2 separate regions of the Homo sapiens genome follow, and region 1 is linked to region 2. Evidence: read pairs that join two places in POLR2A ChIA-PET (ENCODE). Cell type or tissue: MCF 10A. All regions are shown on one strand. Links, peaks and the distances in the headings refer to the core of each region. The heading gives the core; the rest is flanking DNA.

Region 1 (10,782 bases), core at 1,379-9,378, 52 kb after region 2:
TTTGTAATTCTAACATTTTGGGAGGCTGAGGCAGGAGGATGGGTTGAAGCCAGGAGTTTAAGACCAGCCTGGGCAACACAGCAAGACCCTATCTAATTAGGCATAGTGGCACATGCCTGTAGCAGGGAGACAGAGGAAATGGGTAACTTGAGCCCAGGAGTTGGAGGCTACAGCGAGCTATGATTGCTACACTCCAGCCTGGGTGAAAGAGTGAGACCTAGTCTCAAAACAAAACAAAACAAAACAAAACAAAAAAACTACTCTCTTAGCATATTTCAAGTCCACAACACAGCATTCTCAACTATAGTAACCATGCCGTACGTTAGATCTTCAGAACTCATTCCTCCTGCATAACTGATACTTAGTATTTTTATTCTTTCTACTTTTCTGTATTGCTGGAATGTTTTATAGCAGGTATTCATAAATTTTCACAACAAATGTTCAGTTAATGACATTTCTAAAAAAACAAATAAAAAAGAAAATACCAATAAATGCACCTCCTATAGAAACACAAGGAAAAGGAGGCGTGCCATGGACATGAGGAGGGAGAACACACCTCTACATCTGTAGGACCCAGGACAGTCCTTCTGGACCCGCAACCCAGAGGACTGCAGGCAGGCAGCACCTCCCTGAATCCAGGGTAGACAGCCGGGAAGGGCAGGAGGAAGGCCACAGGCATGGAGCCAGATGAGGTCAACAGGAATGCCATGGAGACAACAGCTATAACCACAGGGGGAAACCCACGCTGAAGGAAGTAAAAATCAGAACCTACACCCTGGAAAACCAAACTAGTGACACAGGGGAAAGCTTCAGAAATTCTCCCAGAATGTCAAAATGAAAAAGACCACCACCTGACAAAGCCTCTTATGGCAAGAACAGAGAGGAAGGTCACAGATGACAAGGACAACAGAGATCAAGGGCGTTTCAAGAGGAACTGCTAACTCTTTTCCAAAGAAAGGTGTGCACTACTGCGACACAAAAGCAGACCCTTGCTCTATGGAAGAAAATCCCTCTCCACCAGTGAGTACTTCAGAGACTGCCTGAAATGCTCCCCAAGCTGTTCTCAGTAAAAGCACCAAGTCCTCTTACCAAGTCAGGAAAACAAGCCTGCATATTTATTTGGAGCACTACATTTCTTGGTATTCTAAAATAATATACACCTCTTTCTCTCTCTCTCTCTCTCTCACACACACACACACACATACACACACAGAGTAGATAAAAAGTCCCCTTTAAGCTAAAGTTGGGAGCTCAAGTACAACTTCAGGATTATCAATAAATATACAGCTGACCTTGGAACAGCACAGGTTTGAACTGGGCGAGTCCACTTATATGTGGATTTTTTTCCATCAAAGTTACACTGAGTGTGCCTGCCTCTCCTGCTGCCCCTCCTACTTCCTCTGCCTCTTCCTCCTCTGCCACCCCGAGATAGCAAGACCAAGCCCTCCTCTTCCTTTTCTACTCAGCCCACTCAATATGAAGACTACAACAAAGATGAAGACCTTTATGATGACCCACCTCCACTTATAAATAGTAAATATATTTTCTCTTCCTTATGATTTTCCTATTAACATTTCTTTTCTCTGGCTTACTTTATTGCAAAAATACAGTATATAATGCATGTAACCTACATAATGTGTTAATTGACCGTGTTTATTAGTAAGGCTTCCAGTCAACAGTAGGCTATTAGTAGTTAAGTTTGGGGGAAGTCAAAAGTTATACATGGATTTCTGACTGTGAGGGAGGTTGGGTCCCATCAGGGCTCTGAGCCCAGGCTAAGCCATCATATGCCCTGTGACCTGCAGTATACATCCAGATGGCCTGAAGCAACTGAAGAACCACCAAAGAAGTGAAAATAGGCAGTTCCTGCCTTAATTGATGACATTCCACCATTGTGATTTGTTCCTGCCCCACCCCAACTAATCAATCGACCTAGTGACATTCCTCCCCTGGACAATGAGTCTCAAAATCTACCCACCCTGCACCTTGTGACCCCCGCCCCTGCCTGTAAGAGATAACCACCTTTAACTGTAATTTTCCACTACCTACCCAAATCCTGTAAAACTGCCCCACTCAGCCCACTTGCATTCAAGTAAAATAAACAGCCTTGTTGCTCACACAAAGCCTGTTGGTGGACTCTCTTCACATGGATGCGCATGACGGGTCCCCTAACCCCTGCACTCTTTGAAGGGCCAAATGTGCATTATGTGACATGGATAAAAATTAATGTTTTTCTAAATGGCAAAGTCTACAACCTACAAATTGAAGAATAGTTCTAGCTTCATCTGAAGTGTTATTGAAGAACAAAAATAATATTCTCCATAAATATAGCAGGCAGATATACATTTTTAAAAGTCTCAACTAAAGCTGACCAATGCAAACAATTATTTATTTAGGTGATCAAATAGCAAACTGACTGTCAGAGACCCATTCAACCTGTGATATGTGACCTATGAATTCACTTTCTACCTTCATGCTTCCAAAATTATCTAGATTACTCACTATCAATATTTTTCACCAAGAAACAATGGAATCCTGAGTCTGGTCACCTGACCCTATATTAAATTGTACCCATCAATTCTACAAAACACTGCCCATGTTTCCTATAAAAAAAAAAAATTAGAAGAATAAAAGAGTAATCCACATACAATGTAAAGCTAAAAAACTGCATTGGAATAAAAAACAAAATTGAAGTATTTTATGAAAACCTACAAGAACTAATAAGTGAGTTTAGGTTAGCAGGGCTGCAGAATACAAGAGCAATATACAAGATGCAACTGTATTTCTATACACTAGTAGTAAGTAATCAGAAAGTTAAATTTAAAAACAATACCATTTACAATAGCATCAAAGTCTGTAAAATAAATAGGAAGAAATCTGACAAAAGATAAGTAACTCCTGTACACTGTAAACTACAAACTACTGTAGAGAAAGATTAAAGACCAAATAATTGGGAAGATATAATGTATTCATAGGGCAGAGGACTCAATATTATTATGACATCAACTCTCCCCAAGTTGATCTGTAGAAGTGCTTTTCAACCACGGGTGATTTTGTCACTCCGGGAGATATTTGGTAATGTCTGGAGGCACTGTTGGTTGTCCCTACTTGGTGGCAGAAGGTACTGTTGCCATCTAATGAGTAAAGGATGGGATGCTGCTACCCACCCCACAATGCAGAAGACAGCCCCACAACAAAGAATTATCCAGCCCAAAATGTCAACACTCCCAGTGCCGAGGTGGAAAAATCCTGATGTACAGAGTTAGTGTAATTCCAATCAACATCCCAGCAGGCTTTGTTCTAAAACTGACAAACTAATTCTAAAATTCGCACAGAAATTCAAAGGATATAGCATAGCCGCAACAACTTTGAAGAAGAGGAACAAAGAGAATTAACATAACCTTTCAAGAGGTTTCAAGAATTAAGTCAAAGTATGTTAACAGACAATTCTCCATGAACTTCTGCATATGTGGTTTTTCTAAACAAGCAGCACTGTAAAAATAAGGATAGAGGATTTGAATGCCTTGAAAGCTAGAAGTAGTATAACGCCCAGGAGAGATTTAGAGACATATCTGTCTTGCAACCATTTGCTACCTTTCAGTAAAATAAAACTAGGGAACTTTCCTCCTCTCCCCAGAGAGGATTTGTTTAGATTGCAGAGTAAGAGTCTCTCCCTCTTTGTCTCTGGGGCAGAAAAAGGGCAAAGTTATTAGACACCCTATAGCAATTCAGGGGCCTCTCCTGAACAGCACTGCACGCACAGGGGAGTAAGTGGCACTGACCACACTGTCCCTTGGGGAATTGACACTAGTTGGCACTGTGAATATAAAATATTTCCTCTGATCCAGAGACATTGTTCCTCATCAGAATATATACATACACTTAAACACACACACACACACATTTTTAAAACACATTAATTAAGACAGTGTGGTGTTGGCATCAAGACAGACAAGTAGACCAATACAGTATAATCTCTACTGCAGAAATAGATCCACACATATACAGAAAAAAATCTTTGATAGAGGTGCAAAAGCAATTCTGCGAGGAAAGGATAGTCTTTTCAACAAATGGTGCTGGAAAAACTGGATATCCATCTGGGGAAAAGATGAAATAAACCTCAATCCATATCTCATACCACATAAAGGAGTTAGTTTCAAATGAATCACAGACATAAATGTAAAACATGAAACTATAAAATCTGTAAAGGAAAGAATGGAAACAAATCTTTATAACTCTGGATTAGGCAAAGATTTATTACATATGACAACAAAATTTTAAATGTGGCATCTTCAAAACACACTGTAAAGGGAATGAAAATACAAGACACATTCCAGGAGAAGATATTTACAAAGCATATAGCTGATACAGGTCTTGTACCTAGAACATAAAAAGAATCCTCAAACTTTAATAAAAATGATGTCAACAAAAATGCCAGAGTTGAAGACCAATGAAAATTCTCTCTTCCATAAAATCAATGAGAAAACTGGCAGAAAGTGTCAGAATCAACTTTTTCAGAACCCTAAAAATTAAAAACAGATTGCAGCAATCTGATGAGTGCTTCCTCAAGAAAAATGTCTGAATCTCGGTAAGAACAGGTGAGCTTTGTGGCACATTAGCTTGGTGCTATTCCCTTCCCACCTACCCGTCTCGGCAGGAGCCTTGCAAACCAATAGCCCACAATCACAGTGCATGTGAGAACCCTGGCAAAACATGGCTGGAGCTCCTTCAAATTCTCATTCCCAGAGAACTGACATGAAATGACCTGTCTGATGTTTCTCTAGAAGAAACCACCTAGAAGGCTGTTTTTATTTGACCTGACTCAGACCTTGCTCAGTGTGACATGTCTTTAGCCTCGGGGCATTTGCTGAAAACAGTTGAAGGTGATCATTAACCACAACAGCTGCTAGAGGTGGTGGTTAACAAAAAGGCAAAAAGAGGCTAACCAAAAAGCTTAAAGGAAAAAGCCATGGAATGAAACGTCTGTAGGTCCTTTGAAAAACTCCAATAAAGTGCTGAAAATTAAAAGGCCACATGCACACAGGCTGTGTACATGCCAAGCACTGTGTTCATGCTCAGGAAAGGCCTGGGAAGGCCCTAAGCTCTCATCTCCGACTGACCTTGAGGCTTTGCACAAGCAGGAAGGGAAGACGAAGGTAGGGCTGTCAACTGCCTGCCTGGCTGAGTAGTAAAGTAACATTTGCAGATGACTTCCTTAGAAAATCTTAAGGAATCCACAAAAATACTGTTAGAGGTAATAAATGAGTTCAGCAAGGTTTCAGGGTACAAAAATCAATACACAGAAATCTGAGATTCCTGTACATGTGCAATAAACAATCAAAAACTAAAGTGAAGAAAACAATTCCATTTATAACAGCATAAAAAATACAATACTTAGGAATAAACTTAACAAAAGAGATATAACTTGTACACTAAAAACTAGAAAAGATCATTGAAATGAATTGAAGAAAGCTTAAAGAAAAGACATCCCATGCTTCTGAGCTGGAAGACAATATTGTTTGGATGGCAATATTCTCCAAAATGTTCTACAAATTCAACACAACCCTTATAAAAATCCCAGCTAGATTTTTTTTTTTTTTTTTTTTTTTTTTTTTGCAAAAATGGACAAGTTGATCCTGTAATTCATACGGAAATGCTTGGATCCAGAATAGCCAAAACAATCTTGGGAAATCAAAGTTGGAAGATTCACATTTCCTGATTTCAAAACTTACTACAAAGCTACTGTAATAAGCCCATACATTTATAGTCAATTGATTTTCAACAAGAGTGTCAAGTCAGTATAATGCAAAAGGAACAGTCTTTTCAACAAATGGTGCTGGGACAACTAGATAGCCACATGTGAAAGAATAAAATTGAACCCTTGTCTCATATCATATACAAAATTTAAGTCAAAATTGATCAAAGACCTAAATATAAGAGGTAAAACTATGAAACTCTTAGAAAAAGATATAGATGTAAATTTTCATGATGTTGGATTAGGCAATGTTTTCTTAGCTATGATACCAGAAGAACAAGCAAACAAAAAAATAGATGGGATATCATCAAAATTACAAATTTTGTGCTTCAATGGACACCATCAAGAAAGAAAGACAATCTACAAACTGGAAGAAAAAAATTGTAAATCATATGTCTGTACAGGTCTAGTATCCAAAATACATAAATAACTGTTACAACTCAATAATAAAAAGACAACTCAATTGGAAAATGAGCCAAGGATTTGCATAGACATTTCTCCAAAAAGAGATTTGAAGGACCAATAAGCACATGAAAAGATGCTCAACATCTCTAGTCAGGAGGGAAAAGCACATCAAAACCACAGCAAGAAAGCACATCACAATCACAAGGATGGCTGTAATAAAAAAAACTAGAAAATACATGTGTTGGTGAGGATGTGAAGTAGAACCCCCACACATTGTTGGTAATGTTACGGGCAGGTCTTTGTTCTTAGAGCTCCCAAGATGTGGCAGACCACTCCCAAGATGGCAGCAAGCCTTTTGTTCTCTGACCTGGGGTTCTTGGCCTTATGGATTCCAGAGTTTTATAGCTCTATTAGAAGCCGTAGGTCACGGAAGAGAACCATGGAACCCAGCGACTAGTGTTCAGCTCGATTAGGATGAACCTGGGCACTCAGCCGTGCAGGAACAATGGCGAGCCTTTAGCCCAGTCGGAAGCAGCAATGGGCGCCTCGCTGGATCAGGAGCACAGCAGACACCCTGCCAGATCTAGAGGGGTGTCAGTCAGTGGCAGGTCTGCAATGGCAGCCAACAGCAGTGGTGGACAGCGAGCGAAAGCTCAGCTCAAGCCATAACAAACATGGACCAGAAGAGTGTGCAGTTGCAAGATTTAATAGAGTGAAAATAGAGCTCCCATACAAGGGAGGGGACCCAAAGGGGGTTGCCCACTCCCGGCTCGAATGCCTGGGTTTATATCCCGATCATTGTCCCTCCCCCTGTGCTCTCAGGCGATATATGATTTCACTATTTCTTTACCTCTTGCTTTAGCCTAGTTTGTATTTTAGTGAGCCCTCTTTACTACCTGATTGGTTGGGTGTGAGCTGAGTTACAAGCCCCGTGTTTAAAGGCAGGTGTGATCACCTTTCCCAGCTAGGCTTAGGAATTCTTAGTCGGCCTAGGAAATCCAGCTAGTCCTGTCTTTCAGTAAGAATGTAAAATGAAGACACTTTAGAAAACAATTTGGCAGTTCCTCAAATGGTTAAATCCATAGTTACATATGACCCAGTAATTCTATTCCTAGGTACATACCCAAGAACTGAAAACATGTGTTCACTCCAAAACTTGTACAGGAATGTTCACAGCAGCATCACGCATAACAACCAATGTCCATCATGCGATGCATGGATAAACAATGGAATATACAACTGTTTACTGGAATACTATTCAGCCATAAAATGAAATAAAGTATTATTAGATGCTCACAAAATAGACGAACCTCAAAAACATTTTGCTAAATGTTAAGAAAATAGACCACTACCAAAATTCTTTCAAGAGGTAAATGAGTAACAAACTGTGGTGTAGCCACCCACTGGGATACTACCAGGCAATTAAAGGGGCTAAACTAGGCACATGAAACAACATGGATGAATCTCAAAGGCTTTATGCTGAGTGAAAAAGGCCAGTCTCAAAAGGTTATATGCGGTATAATTCCATTCACATAATATTCCGCAAAAGACAAAACTATAGTATGGAGAACTGGTCAGTAGTTGGTGGCTGGCATGGGTTTGAGAGGGGTATCACAAGATGAAGCCATTTTACAAGGTAATGAAACTGGTCTCTAACCTGATTTTGGTGATGGTAACAGGAATGGATACATGTATTACAATTCTCAGAACTGTATACCCAGAAAACAAAAATAAAAACCTAACCACAAACAGAAAGTAAAAACACAGAAATAAGGCCCTCCTTTCCTGACATGCACATTCTTTAGTAACTACGAAAGTAATTTCTTCAACTTCAAAAAGCACAAGTTTAACTGATTTATTTCAAGAATGAGCTAATCAATTCTGTATTTATTAAATGCAAATGTTTCCAATGGGTAGATTTAATATGCTATGGCAGGAGAAAGGTACATTCTATACCCTGAAGTACAAGAATTGATTGTGCAAGCTTGGATGCAAAAAGTAAAATTAAAATTCCATGTACGTGATATAGTGCTACACCTGGCAAAAAGCTTTTCTGTAGAGTGAACTGAAAGGCACTTGCAAACAACTCAATCATCTGGTTAAAAAAGAAAAGAAAAAATAGGATCACAACTCTCTCTTGTTACAGGGAAAGTGTCCATCTTCCAAAAACCAAGGCTCCCCTCACGCTTCTCAAAGATGGTGTCCCTCTTGGACAGCCTCTGACTCTCCACATCATTCCCTCTTTCCTCCAACCCCCACTGATAAATTCCCACCTTAGAGGCAAGCCACAGCCCACAGACTGCTACTTCTTAATCTCCCCCTGTACAGAGTATTTTCTTTTTTTCAGAGACAGGGTTTCATTCCATCACCCAGGCTAGGGTGCAATAGCGTGATCATAGCTCACTGCAGCCTCAAACTCCTGGGTTCAAGCAATCCTCCCACCTCAGCCTCCTGAGTAACAGACTATAGGCACATGTCACCACACCTGGCTACTATAAAAAAATTTTTTTTTTTTTAAAGATGGTGTCTTAACGATATTGCCCAGGCTGGTCTCAAACTCCTGGGCCATAGCAATCCTCCCGCCTCAGCCTCCCAAAGTGCTGGGATTACAGGTCTGAGCCACTGTGCCCAGCCTGGAAAGGATCATGTTTGCCCCATACCTTCCCATCTTTCCAGTCGTGCCAACCTAACACCCCCAGAGAACCATGTCTGCCTCCACACTCCCACTCTCCCTTCCATCACTCCCATCTGGCCTCCTCACTGATTTTCCACAAAACCTGTCCTCAAATGGTCACTAACGATCTCCATGCTGTGGAATCCGGGGGGCACGTGTTTGTCCATTTGCTCAGCTTCTCAGTTGTCACCAACCCATTTGGCCACACTTTCCTTCTGCTGATATTTTCTGCTTTCAACATCCTTGAAACCACACCCTCCTGCTTTTCCCCCAGATCTGGCCACACTTTCTTGGTTTCCTGTGGCAGCTCAGCCTGCTCTCCTGAGCTTCTAAATACTGAGGAAATTCCTCATGGCCAGGCCATGCCCCCGTTTCTCCACACTCTTCAATTTGTTGCCTGCCTGCATCCAATGCCATCCGTATGCACCTGCTCGCTCTGTTTCATCGGCCCAACCTTTGCTGGGTTTCAGGACATTTTCTAATTAGTCTGTGAGATCTAAGTAGATGTCCCATTAAAAAGGGGGTTCCATGGGAAAATACCTTTGAGAAACACTGCTTCACATGATGCCCCCCAGCCACCCCACGATCAGCTGATGAGTCTTTAGGAAAACAAATCTGTCTAAAACATTCCTAGAAAAATAATCCCAACAATCAATAGTTTGTGTCCCTGTTGTAGGCTCAGGTATTTCACAAAATCCTTCTCATCTTCCCCACTGAAATTTAGTCTCGTGTGAAATGAAACACAGAATTTACTACTTTACTCCTAGGTAATTCCCAAGATCACCTGCCTCACTTCCTCCCCAGGGCACAAAATCAGAGATGTGCCAACAGAAGGCATCCACTGCAGACCCTGTAATCTTGCCACCACCATTCTTCATGAGCCATGGAGAAGCTTATAGAAGCTGGACTCCTCTCCCCAGAAAAATAAACACACACACAACACACAAGGATCTGTATGTAATCTCAAGGTCTCACCCCAGGAAATTCACCCCAGGGTCCATGAATTCAAAGTAAGCCCCCCTCAGTAAGGATGCTTCAGCGGACCCCTCTGATTCACAGGGGTCTCCATTCTCACGGGCTTGCTGGTTTCGCTGCTAAGATTATGACAAACTAGGGCTGATGAGACCTTGCTTCACTCCAGCAACACACCAGTGCACCATAACTGAGGCCTCTCTGCACACATCCGCCCTGCAGACACCGTGCATTCATCCATTTGGCAAACACTCACTGAGCTCCCCTACCTTCCAGGTGCTGTGCTAGGTGAAGGTGACAAACTCCATGATCCTTGCCCTGGGGAGCAGACCTCCTGGTGAACAGACGCAAACAATAAGCACAACAAATGACAGGTTGTGATGGCATTATACCAAAATTCAAGGGGTCATCTGACGGGGTCAGATCCTTGATATTGGGTGGTCCGTAGTATCATGTGACAGCATCTGAGATTGCATTCCATAAAAATCCCATCAAGATTTGTAAAACCTCAAAGTCCTTCAAAATAAGAAGATACAGTCTCAATGTTAAAGGCTGACCAAAAAAAAAAAAAAATAGGATGAGTTGGAAGAGAAGCTGCATGTCCTTCCAAACTAATGAAGTGATGCTCCTCCTCTTGGCTCCCCACTCCCAGTAGAAATCCAGCCGCTAGTACCCAAGTGAGAGTGACACATTCCTGCCTAGCAAGCCTACAGTACAGACCATCTGGTCCACTGGCCTTGTGCCCACTTGAAAGATAACAAGCCAGTTTCCAATGATAAAGGAACCCAAAAATAAAGATGTAAAAACAGAGCCCCTGAAATGAGTCAAATGATACTTCCTCACCAAACACATCTTCTGATAGCAAATCAAGTCCAAAGGTCTCATTACAAAGAACTGTAATTCTAGATAGTAGGATTAGCTCCACCATGAAATCTATATGCCAACGCTCTTTCGTAATTCACTTAAAGGCCCACTC
Region 2 (10,782 bases), core at 892-8,891:
GATGAACTGCCAGGTTCATTCATTTATCCAACAAATATTTACTGAGTGCCAGTTATGTACCAGGTGCTGTTCTCTGTACCGGCAGAGAGGGCAACCAGCCCCTGAAGCTGGAAGCATATGGTTTGAGGATCAGGAAAACCAAGATGATGGCATGATGGAGCGAGGCATGAGTTCAGCAGGAAGGGCCAGTGAGAGCAGCTCCGAGCAACAGTGCCTCAAAGGGCAGGTTAAAGAAGAAAGGAGGGGAGAGCAAGAAAGCAGTGAGAGAGACTACACAAGAGAACAATGATGTCTGCTTTATGTTTCTGTCATGGTCACTCTGGCTGCTGGGTGGAGATGGTCAGCAGAGAAGCAGGAAAGACAGAAAAGAGACCAGCCAGCAAGGTAGACACTGCAGCCCCCAGGAGAGAGCCCAGGAGAGGACGCTGCAGCCCCCAGGGGAGGACACTGCTGCACCCAGGGGAGGGCCCAGGTGAGGATGCTGATGGCCCCAGGGGAGGGTCCAGGGGAGGATGCTGCAGCCCCCTGGGAAGAGCCGAGGAGAGGACGCTGCACCCCCAAGGGAGAGCCCAGGGGAGGATGCTGCAGCCCCCAGGGGAGAGCCCAGGGGAGGATGCTGCAGCCCCCAGGGTAGGGCCCAGGGGAGGATGCTGCAGCCCCCAGGGGAGGGCCCAGGGGAGGATGCTGCAGCCCCCAGGGGAGGGCCCGGGGAGGATGCTGATGGCCCCAGGGGAGGGCCCAGGGGTGGATGCTGCAGCCCCCAGGGGAGGGCCCAGGAGAGGACGCTGCAGCCCCCAGGAGAGGGCCCAGGAGAGGACGCTGCAGCCCCCAGGGGAGGGCCCAGGGGAGGATGCTGCAGCCCCCAGGGGAGGGCCCAGGGGAGGATGCTGCAGCCCCCAGGGAAGGGCCCAGGGGAAGATGCTGCAGCCCCCAGGGTAGGGCCCAGGGGAGGATGCTGCAGCCCCCAGGGGAGGGCCCAGGGGAGGATGCTGCAGCCCCCAGGGGAGGGCCCGGGGAGGATGCTGATGGCCCCAGGGGAGGGCCCAGGGGTGGATGCTGATGGCCCCAGGGGAGGGCCCAGGGGAGGATGCTGATGGCCCCAGGGGAGGGCCCAGGGGAGGATGCTGCAGCCCCCAAGTAAAACTGGAGCTCCTCCAGAGGAACAGCAGCAGGGGTGGAGGGAGGGAATCCAGCCTGGGTGTGTCCTGCGGCAAAGCGATGGGCAGGGCTAAAGGAAAAGGAGAAATCGAGATGCCTCTCAGGCTATTGGAGTGAACAATGGACAAGAAAGGAAGCCATGTTTTAAAGATGTGCTTAGGTAGTGTTCCACCCAAAGTTCAAATCCAAGTCACTGCCAAAATGCAAAATGCAAACTGCCAGACTTGTGGTCTGTTCATCTATCAGTAAACAGGGATGAATAAAGGCAGAACATGCCTGTTCCCTTCAGAAACTAAATGGCTAGAATAAAGTACTGTTCCATTTCCAGGGTGGCTCAGCTAAAACGCCAAGGAAACGGCCACCTGAGTGTTCGATGGGAACACAGTGTGAGATGCAGGTTAAGAGGATGCTTTTGAAGGCTGCAGTGCTTTGTGGTTGGGCTGTCCTAGTTATAGGCCCTTCCAAGGCTGTGTCAAAGAGATTCAATGCACAGAGACCACCCGGTGAAACTACCACATCCCCCTGCTTTCATCACATCACTCCTTAGAGGAACACACGTTACTCTGAGGAAGTTGAACATCCGTAGCCCAATTAAGACCATCTATGGCCAGGCACAGAAGGCAGTGTCCAGCTCTGTTCCCCTTCCAGACTGGCCTTTCTGCAGCATGACTTACCAGCCTTCAATCACACTCTGTTTCTGCTCCCCTGTGCCTAACTTGGGGTACCCACAACCCACTGCCCTTCTCTGTTATCCACTGGATGAAAGCCACCCAGCAATCATGGCTAGCTCCAGCTCTGCCCCTCCCTGAAGCCTCTTCTGATTGTTCCTGCCTCCAGATGCCAAACAAACCGCTGCCTAAAGACCTTGCACCACAGCACAAGGCTCACAGCTCTTTCTCCTGCAAGTGGATGGTACGTGCCGGACAGAAGACAAGCTGCTTGAAAGCAAGATCATCATGCATTGTTTTTATTCCCCCAAAGAACCTAGGACAGTGTTTCCAATACTGGGAGCACCCTCCTTCCAACAGTGATCGACTGTAAAGCCATAAATATTTCTAAATGTATACTGAACATAATTAAGAAATTCCAAGACAGCAAATATTCATTTTATAAGCTGGTTCTGGGGGTGGGATCTAACTTGCATCACTAGACCACCAATGGTACCTAAATGTGAATGATTAAGAAAAGACAGGCTGGGCATGGTGGCTCATGCCTGTAATCCTAGCACTTTGGGAGGCCAGGGTGGGCAGATCACTTGAGGTCCAGAGATCGAGACCAGCCTGGCGAACATAGTGAAACCTCGTCTCCACTAAAAATACAAAAATTAGGCGGGGTGGTGGCGCATGCCTGTAATCCCAGCTACTTGGGAGGCTGAGGCAGGCGAATCGCTTGAACCCAGGAGGCAGAGATTGCAGTGAGCCGAGATTGCCCCATTGTACTCCAGCCTGCGCAACGAGAGCAAAACTCCATCTCAAAAAAAAAAAAAAAAAGCAAGACAGATAATCCAAATGAACATTTGCAGGGTTGATTAAACTAATTAAATCTTTAATAGTGTCTGAAGTTGCTTTTCAATTATTAATTTGGATGCATTTTTGTTAAACTTCTGAATATGATTTTAAAATATAGTTCTAATCATTAGCCAACACATACATTTTTAACAATTATATGATAATTAAATCTGTTTTGAAACTGTTGAAAATTTTCTTATGTAACCCCAGTTTTCAGGGCTTCAAGCAACTGTGGAGCTACAAAAAAAATATATTAATATGATTTTTTAAAAAGTTCTTCCAACGTTAAGGTAACACACACAAAACCTGCACAAAGGCCACCAGAGCAGCCCCATGCAGCCAAATGCAGTGGCCTTTCTTCCCTAGGGCTCCGGCTTAGGATAAGGCTGGAAGAGCATCCGAGGTGGTTCCACCCCATCCCGATAGCCCCCTTCCAGAAATGCTGACACATGCAACATCCACCAATGGATGAACCTCGAGGACATGGTGCTGAGGGAAATACGCCAGTCACAGAGGACAAATCCTGCAAGATTCTGCTTCTTTTTTGTTTTGTTTTGTTTGTTTGTTTGTTTGAGACAGAGTTTCGCTCTGTCGCCCAGGCTGGAGTACAGTGGCGTGATCTGGGCTCACTGCAAGCTCCGCCTCTTGGGTTCAAGCAATTCTCCTGCCTCAGCCTCCTGGGTAGCTGGAATTACAGGCGCACGCCACCACGCCCAGCTAATTTTTGTATTTTTAGTAGAGACAGGGTTTCACCATGTTGGCCAGGCTGGTCTCGAACTACTGACCTCCAGTGATCCACCTGCCTTGGCCTCCCAAAGTGCTAGGATTACAGGCATGAGCCACCACTCCCAGCCGCATGACTGCACTTCTATGCAGTACCTGGAGTAGTCAGATTCACAGAGAAGTAGAGTGGTGGTTGCCATGGCGGGGGAGGGGAAATAGGGAGTTGGTGTTGAATGACTACAGAGTTTCAGCTTGGGAAGGTGAAAACGTTATAGAGATGGATGGTGGTGATGGCTGAGCAACAGTGTGAACGCACTCAATGCCACTGAGTTGTACACTTCAACATGGTTAAGAGGATCAGTTTCACATATGTGTATTTTACCACAATTAAACATTTTTTAATAAATTAATTTTTTTTAAAAAGCCTCCCTTCCAGCTCCAAAGGCTACCTTTGAGACAGCCTCCTGGAAGGGACCCAGCAGGTCCCCCGTAAGACTCTGATTAAAGTTGTAAACTGCCACCTCCATATTTCTATCTATAGTTGAATTTTCTTTACCACTAAAGAAGTACTTTTGTCTCCTTTTCCACATTCAGTGCCCCTGGGTCATCAAAAGTAAGAGCTAAAAGCACTGATTTTTTGACAAGCAAGCCACAGATTCAATATCATGTATGTTCAACACAGCCTTGAAAACCGCAGAATAGATTTCTTTAAATCACTAAAAGGAGCCTAAGACAAGATCAAAGAATGGATCCCAAATTAACTGAAAACCTTCACACACATACCACAGACAGTCACGGCGTGTGTGTGAACACGGGCAGGATCCAGCAAAGCCACTCAAGATTGGCAGAGGGGCTGCTCGGTGCCCCCCACTGCCACGTTTGTTCTATGTGTGGTTGAGCATCCGGAGGGTCCTGAGGCAGTGCCAGCCCACTGAGGTCACAGGTGAAGCCCACAGGTCCTGGGCCCTGCCAAGGGCTACAGGACACTCATCAATCAGCAGGTGAGAGTACATTTACCTGCTTCGTCTCGGGGAGCCTCCTGCCAGCTCCCTTGCAAACTTCATTCACCTCACGCCTCCCTCCTTCCTGCCAAGTTCACCTCTGTTGCAATCCAGGGCAGGCAAATACTCGTCACTCGGACAACCAGGGCCCATCCTTCACCGCGGCTGCCGCTACTAATCAACCATATGGTCTTTTCCAGGGAAGCCCAGACGCACTTCGAAATCCTTCCCAGTCCTACAAACGCTGCCGGAAGCCACAATCAACTGACAAGCACTGGCAGACAAGGTGATGCGTGTGACTCTTCCACAGCATCCTGACAGTGGCCAGCTCGGGGCTCATGAGCCTGAAGGACGCTCTGCCTTCAAGACGTCTGACATGAGACAGTCCCTCAAAGATATGCTAGCCCTGACAGTGAGCAGTTCCTCCTTGATTCTCTTCCTAGATTAATTTTTTGTTTAATTGGTAATTAATGTTCATTCCTTAATACCAAGTCACAATTAAAAATTGCTCAAGTCACAGTCATTTGACAAACGTCATGCCTTGTTTCACATTAGCAACCACTATTACAGGTGATCTCACTAGACCAACTCAAAATACTGGCTATGGCTCGAAGTGACTCTGCTAAGTAAACAGAGGTGGGGCATTGGAATCACTCCACATTTTCCTGCCGACTCCTGAATTCATTAAGCAGAGCTCAGCCCAATGCACTGGTTTTTTATAGTGCCCCACACAGCCCCAGAGGATCTAGGGGACATTGATGGTCCTGGGTGGGGAGTTGCTAAGTGGAGAGGGTTGTAATGCCTGGGCCCCACCTTCATCCAGATCAACTCCATTTTCACATACTGAGCTTCCTCATAAGATTTCATTGGTAGAAAAGGCTCCATCACTAAGAGTAAAAACGTTTCCCAACTGTTGGCTAATGCATTGTGCAGAGAGTGAATGTGCACATAGAAAAAGCTCCAAGAAGGACTTCTGACCACACAGCGGCCCCTCGAGCTGCAGGGGCAGCCAGCATGGACTGGGATGTGCTACAAATAGAAAGTGAGGGCACAGGTGGCTGAGAATAGGCACAGGAGAGAACAGAAAGACAAGCACAGAAAACAGAGAGACCCCGGGAGGCGCCGGGATAACAGAGAGGCAGAACAGCGGCTACAAAGTGGCAGGAAGGGCTGGCAGATCCCTAGGAATAAAGGGAGTAGCAAAGCTCCAAGCAAATGCTCACCAGAGCCCATATGCCCATCATAACCCACACGGCAGCACGGGGGCCAAGGGCCACAAAAGGCAATGCACGCATACACCGGGGTAATACGTAAGCCCCGCACCCGCCAGTAGGACAGCACACCTCTGGTGCAAAGGCCCTGGGTGTTTCTTTGAAAACAATTAGTCACACTGATCTACAACACATTGTTTCTCAATCTTTTTTCTACCTCATGCCTTCTTCTGAAAAAGAAGATTCTGAACAAGCTGCAGGCAGCCCACATGCACACGTGGAGATTTGGGGGCCCTGATCCAGCAGCCCCGGGAGAATCAGAACCTGCAGTCCACATGCACAACTCTCTGATTCAAGATCAATGCTGACAGTGGTCACCCAAGGAGGAGTGGCCCTGAGGGCTGGGGTGGAGCAGAGGGTGGAACACAGCAGCACGCGGTGGGGGCCCAGAAGGGCTGGGCCAAGCAACAGGGCAGTGGGCCCCCACAAGCTGGGGAGAGGAGCACCCCAAAACAATCTTCCCCCAAGAAATGCAAAGCAGGAATCATCATGAGGCCTCAATGTGCTCATGTTACAGAACAAAGCTCTCCTGATGGTGTTGCCTTTGTTACCTTGTCTCCAACTCTGGGGACGCTTAAATGCTGAAGCCAGGCCTGTCATGCAATTCACCCAGCATCAGCAGGGACAATTCAGGAAGAGGTGGCACCAGGAGGAAAACAGCTCTGGAAGGGCAGGTCTCGATAATCAAAACCCACCTTAAAAATGGCATCATGATGAACTGTTCAGACAAGGCAGCTCTGGCTTCAGTGTGTTAATATTAAATATTTTATACACACACACAACACACAACACACACACACACACACACACACACACACACACACACACACACATATAAATTTGAGACGGAGTCTCGCTCTGTTGCCCAGGCTGGAGTGCAATGGCGCAATCTCGGCTCACTGCAACCTCCGCCTCCTGGGTTCAAGCAATTCTCCTGCCTCAGCCTCCCAAGTAGCTGGGATTACAGGCTCCCCCCACCACGCCCAGCTAATTTTTGTATGTTTAGTAGAGATGAGGTTTCACCATGTTGGCCAGGCTGGTCTCTAACTCCTGACCTCATGTGATCCATCTGCCTTGGCCTCCCAAAGTGCTGAGATTACAGGTGTGAGCCACTGCACCCGGCCTATAATCAATTATATTATAAGTTATTTTATAAATTAGTGTAATAATACATGTGATATAAATACAAGAATCTCCCTTTTATCCATTTTTTAAAGATTTTAGGTTTAAGCATACAAGTACTTACATTTGACTACTAGAAAGAGAATAAAAAATAGATTGTAACTATCTGCTGAAGGATGACAAAACAGCCACTGGCTGGTCAGTACACTCAGTCACCAGAGAAGTCTTCAAAGTAGTCCCAAGAGGCCAGTTAGGAAGGGGGAAAGGAGGCAGGGTAGGTTCTTGAGGGTGGGGGAAGCAGGGGAGGGGCAGCTCACCAGCACTCACTGTACAGCTGGTTTACCTGTTGGACAGGACGGTGTTTTTCCAGCAATCTCACTTGGGAAAGAAGGAGGAGCAGGTGGCCCAGCTTCACCCTATGACAAGTGTGACTTTCTTGCAGCCACACCATACCCAGGCTGCTCCCACCCCCTCCTTTCCCCTCTCTGGCTACAGCTCTGACTAACCCGGGTAACCTGTCCCTGGGCAGCTGGAATGTGCCCTCTTCTATAGCTGAATGTTGGTGTCTCTTTTCCTGGAAAACCATAACACTTCCAACAAAATAAGGAGGCCACCGAGGGATGGTGGCAGCTGCAGTTCCCCCCATGTAGAGGATTCCCTGCGGCAATCCAGACCCAGCATGCCTGGATCTTCCAATTCTGCAAAAGAATTCAAAGTCCATTCTGTACTGTGAACTCTCCCAAGTTTTAAGTGTTATCAAATAAACATTTTTAAACACCGCATGAGCTAAAGAAAACATACCTGGGAGCGGAAGGCCACCTGTGGTCTTGGTTTTAGGACCTCTGAACAAAAAGATAGACTTCAGTGCTCAGGGTGAACAGAAAAATATGTTTTTGAAAGAAATAATAACTTGTCAGAAAGACGTCTACTCTATGTCACGTCAATACCAGGCACAGCAGCGAGGGACCATTGGACACCGGCTGTCCTCAGTTCAAGAAACCGCCTGAGGCTGCTGGCAAATTGACCTCAGGGCCCCGGCCGCAGCCACGGCCCCATCTCCCGGGCTGAATGCTGCTGCTCTAGCACTCATTCATGACAACGAGGACATCTCAAAGCTAGGAGGCCCCCGGAGGCTCCAGTTCAACAACATACCCAAGGTCACCCCGTGGGCCACGGCAGTCCGGACTCCCACATCAAGCTGGGCCTCCTGGAAGACAGCACTGAACCTAGCCATGGATTCTGCAGACAACCTTCAAACCCCCATCTACAGCCTTCAATAGCAAACCCTGAAGCACAGTGCGTGCTGCCCTACCCTATGACCTAGTTACAGACGGGCTTGCGACGGTTACTAGGAGTGAGAGCAGAGGCCCTCATTGTATAAAGACCAGTGCCCATCCTGCTACCTCACTGAAATGGAGGGAGAAAGCCTAAATCACCAAGTTTAGAGTTGGTGGGCGAGAAGAGAGGCTACCTACGGTTCAGGGAAACCAGCAAAGATAAGCCATCCAGGCTGGGGCGGGGGCCATCCCCACCCTACCCCAAGTCTCAGAAAGGCTGCGCCCGGCGTCAGGGCACCCCTCCTGGGTAGGGGCCCTGAGATGACAGTTCACACAGATCAGCCCTTCAGAAAACACTGTCATGCTTCTCAAACACATTAAAACACAAATGACTACGGTTCAGGTTCATGGTCAAGTCCAGTCCTTCCATCTCTCCCTGACAATCTATATGTCCTGGTCACTGCGTGGGGACTTAGGTACCTCCTTGGCCACACAGTTCAAGGTCATTTCTGTTGTTGTTTTTTTTTCCTTTGGAGACAGGGTCTCACTCCGTCACCCAGGCTGGAGTGCAGTGGTACAATCTTGGCTCATGGCAACCTCCGCCTCCCGGGTTCAAGTGATTCTCGTGCCTCAGCCTCCCAAGTAGCTGGGATTATAGACATGTACCACCACTCCCAGCTAATTTTTGTATCGTTAGAACAGACAGGGTTTCACCATGTTGGCCAGGCTGGTCTCGAACTCCTGACCTCAAGTGATTTACTCGCGCCTCAGCCTCCCGAAGTGCTGGGATTACAGGCGTGAGCCACCGCACCCGGCCAAGGTCATTTCTTCGGGGGATCTTTTGTGTAGATGTCGTATCTTGCTCATTACATATTGATTTTTCCTAGTTTTATTCATAGAAAGAAACCCCATTTTCCCAATGTGGAAGCACCTCCTTATATAAGGCAAATGTATGAACATTTTTATCCTGCAGAAACCTGTGTGCCCTACATTGTATGATCCAGAATAGATTCTGGCCCTCCACCATAAAAAGCACATGTTCACACCAAAGCAAGCAAAGACATGCGGCACTGAGCGAGAGTGTGTGGGAGGGGGTGACAAGAATGGTCTGTGGGACCCCGGACAGCCTTTCTGGGCCCCCAGTCCTCACTGCACAGATGCCAATAATCACTGCTGCTTCCAAGGGGTGAGCTGGAGACAGAACGCTGAGAGAGTACAGGCTCACAGCAGGCTGCATCTGCGCACGCTCTTGGTGTCATCACTACTGCTGGCCTGAGCAGGAAGGCCCACCCTGCCACAGCGGTCCCTGCACAGGGCTGAGTCCTGTGACCACAGCCCCATTAAAAAATGCTCTGTGCTCCATCCGGCTCCCTTAGCAACCTCACAGGGTCCCAACCTCAGAGCAGGATCTGGAAGGACCGTTCACTCACCGCACCTTGGAATGCATTCAACTTGGCGGTGGCCCGAAGCTGACTCCCACCAGGGCAGAGGAAAAAACACAACCCAGTGGGCAAGAGGGGCTGAGGGAGGAGGAGTAGGGGGCGAGGGGGCAGTGCTGGGCAAAAGGAAGGGGACACCAAGGGCAGACACATCCCTGGATGTCCAAATGGAAAGAAATGAGGAGGAGGAGGAAGGGTCCCTTGAAGGGCCGTACCATCCCGCAGAGGGGACATGAGGCTGTCCCAGAGAGGGGTATGGGTCCTGAGAAGCTAGTTAGCACCTCTGATGCCAGCCCTAATGTCCACTCTCCCTGGTCCATGGCACACCCTCTCCAGGCAGGCCTTCCCGAGAGGAGAGACCTCCAGAGAAGCAGGATCTACGGAAGGGCGAGCTGACCCATGGTGACAGGTCTCCTACTTCCCTGCCCAAGTGGTTGGCATCTGTATCTTGTTCATAGTAAGATCTGCTCATGAGACAAGAGCCACTAAGAAATATTCACAGACAAGATGATTGCATTTGGGGAAAATGTGACAGACCTGAAGTGAAAACAAAGGCCAACTTACAAAATGTCAAGAGTCCAACAACCTGAAATGCAAAGCAATAATACACACATATACATTTTAGACAGCAAATTATACTCTTCAAAAGGAAACTTTAGCTCTAAATTTTTATAACTAAAATCTGCAATTCTTTTCTATCCCCCCAAATAACAATGTTTTAACAGGAAACTGGCTATTTACATAACGTGTTCAATAGCGTGGAAAAGCATTTTGTGTATTTTATTATATGTTTATTGTTTCAGAAGCCACCATAAAGTTGACCACCTGCCACTGCCACCCCATAAAAGGGAAAACGTCTATGTGTAGTTCTATTGGACTCACTGGGAAGCCATTAGCTGACCCTTCATTATTTTTAGGCTTCTGAGCTAAAGTGGGAGGAGAAAATGACGTTAGAATGCCCGTTCACCAAACAGCTACTCAGTGGCTGCTGCTGCAGACACCAAGGAGGTCAGCATGGGGCCCACAAAGAGAAAGGACACATCCCTCTTCGTGGTCCAGCCACCAAGGTTTTACCACCACCAGGCAGGGCCAGACCTGGACATGCGTCCCCAATACCCCACCTCTGCCCCTGACCACCCTTGTCCTTCCTGGACACTTCTGGACCTGAGGACAGACATTTCCCTCGACTGCAAAGATGAGGCAGAAATGACACCTGGAAGCAGGGGACGAGTGAGTCTCTCACACTTCCCTAGAGTAGAAGCCACAGAGGTACCAAAGTGAGG

The links. Peaks named below come from ENCODE experiments on the same cell type or tissue, not always from the same donor. Only the 100,000 strongest peaks of a DNase experiment are listed, where the experiment ranks them.
Region 1: POLR2A ChIA-PET joins it to region 2 with 10 read pairs; 2 of 35 experiments call an interaction of 5 or more read pairs at or near these places.

What each region holds. Positions count from the first base shown.
Region 1 is chr15:29,517,976-29,528,757 of GRCh38, forward strand. All of the region lies in intron 1 of ENTREP2 (endosomal transmembrane epsin interactor 2), which reads right to left. Among named protein-coding and RNA genes, the nearest start is that of ENTREP2, 48 kb to the right of the region's middle. In MCF 10A, for the core only: no CTCF peak of the experiment used is centred there; no DNase peak of the experiment used is centred there.
Region 2 is chr15:29,465,980-29,476,761 of GRCh38, forward strand. The region is part of intron 1 of ENTREP2 (endosomal transmembrane epsin interactor 2); the gene reads right to left. Among named protein-coding and RNA genes, the nearest start is that of ENTREP2, 100 kb to the right of the region's middle. In MCF 10A, for the core only: no CTCF peak of the experiment used is centred there; a DNase peak (open chromatin) is centred at 4,502.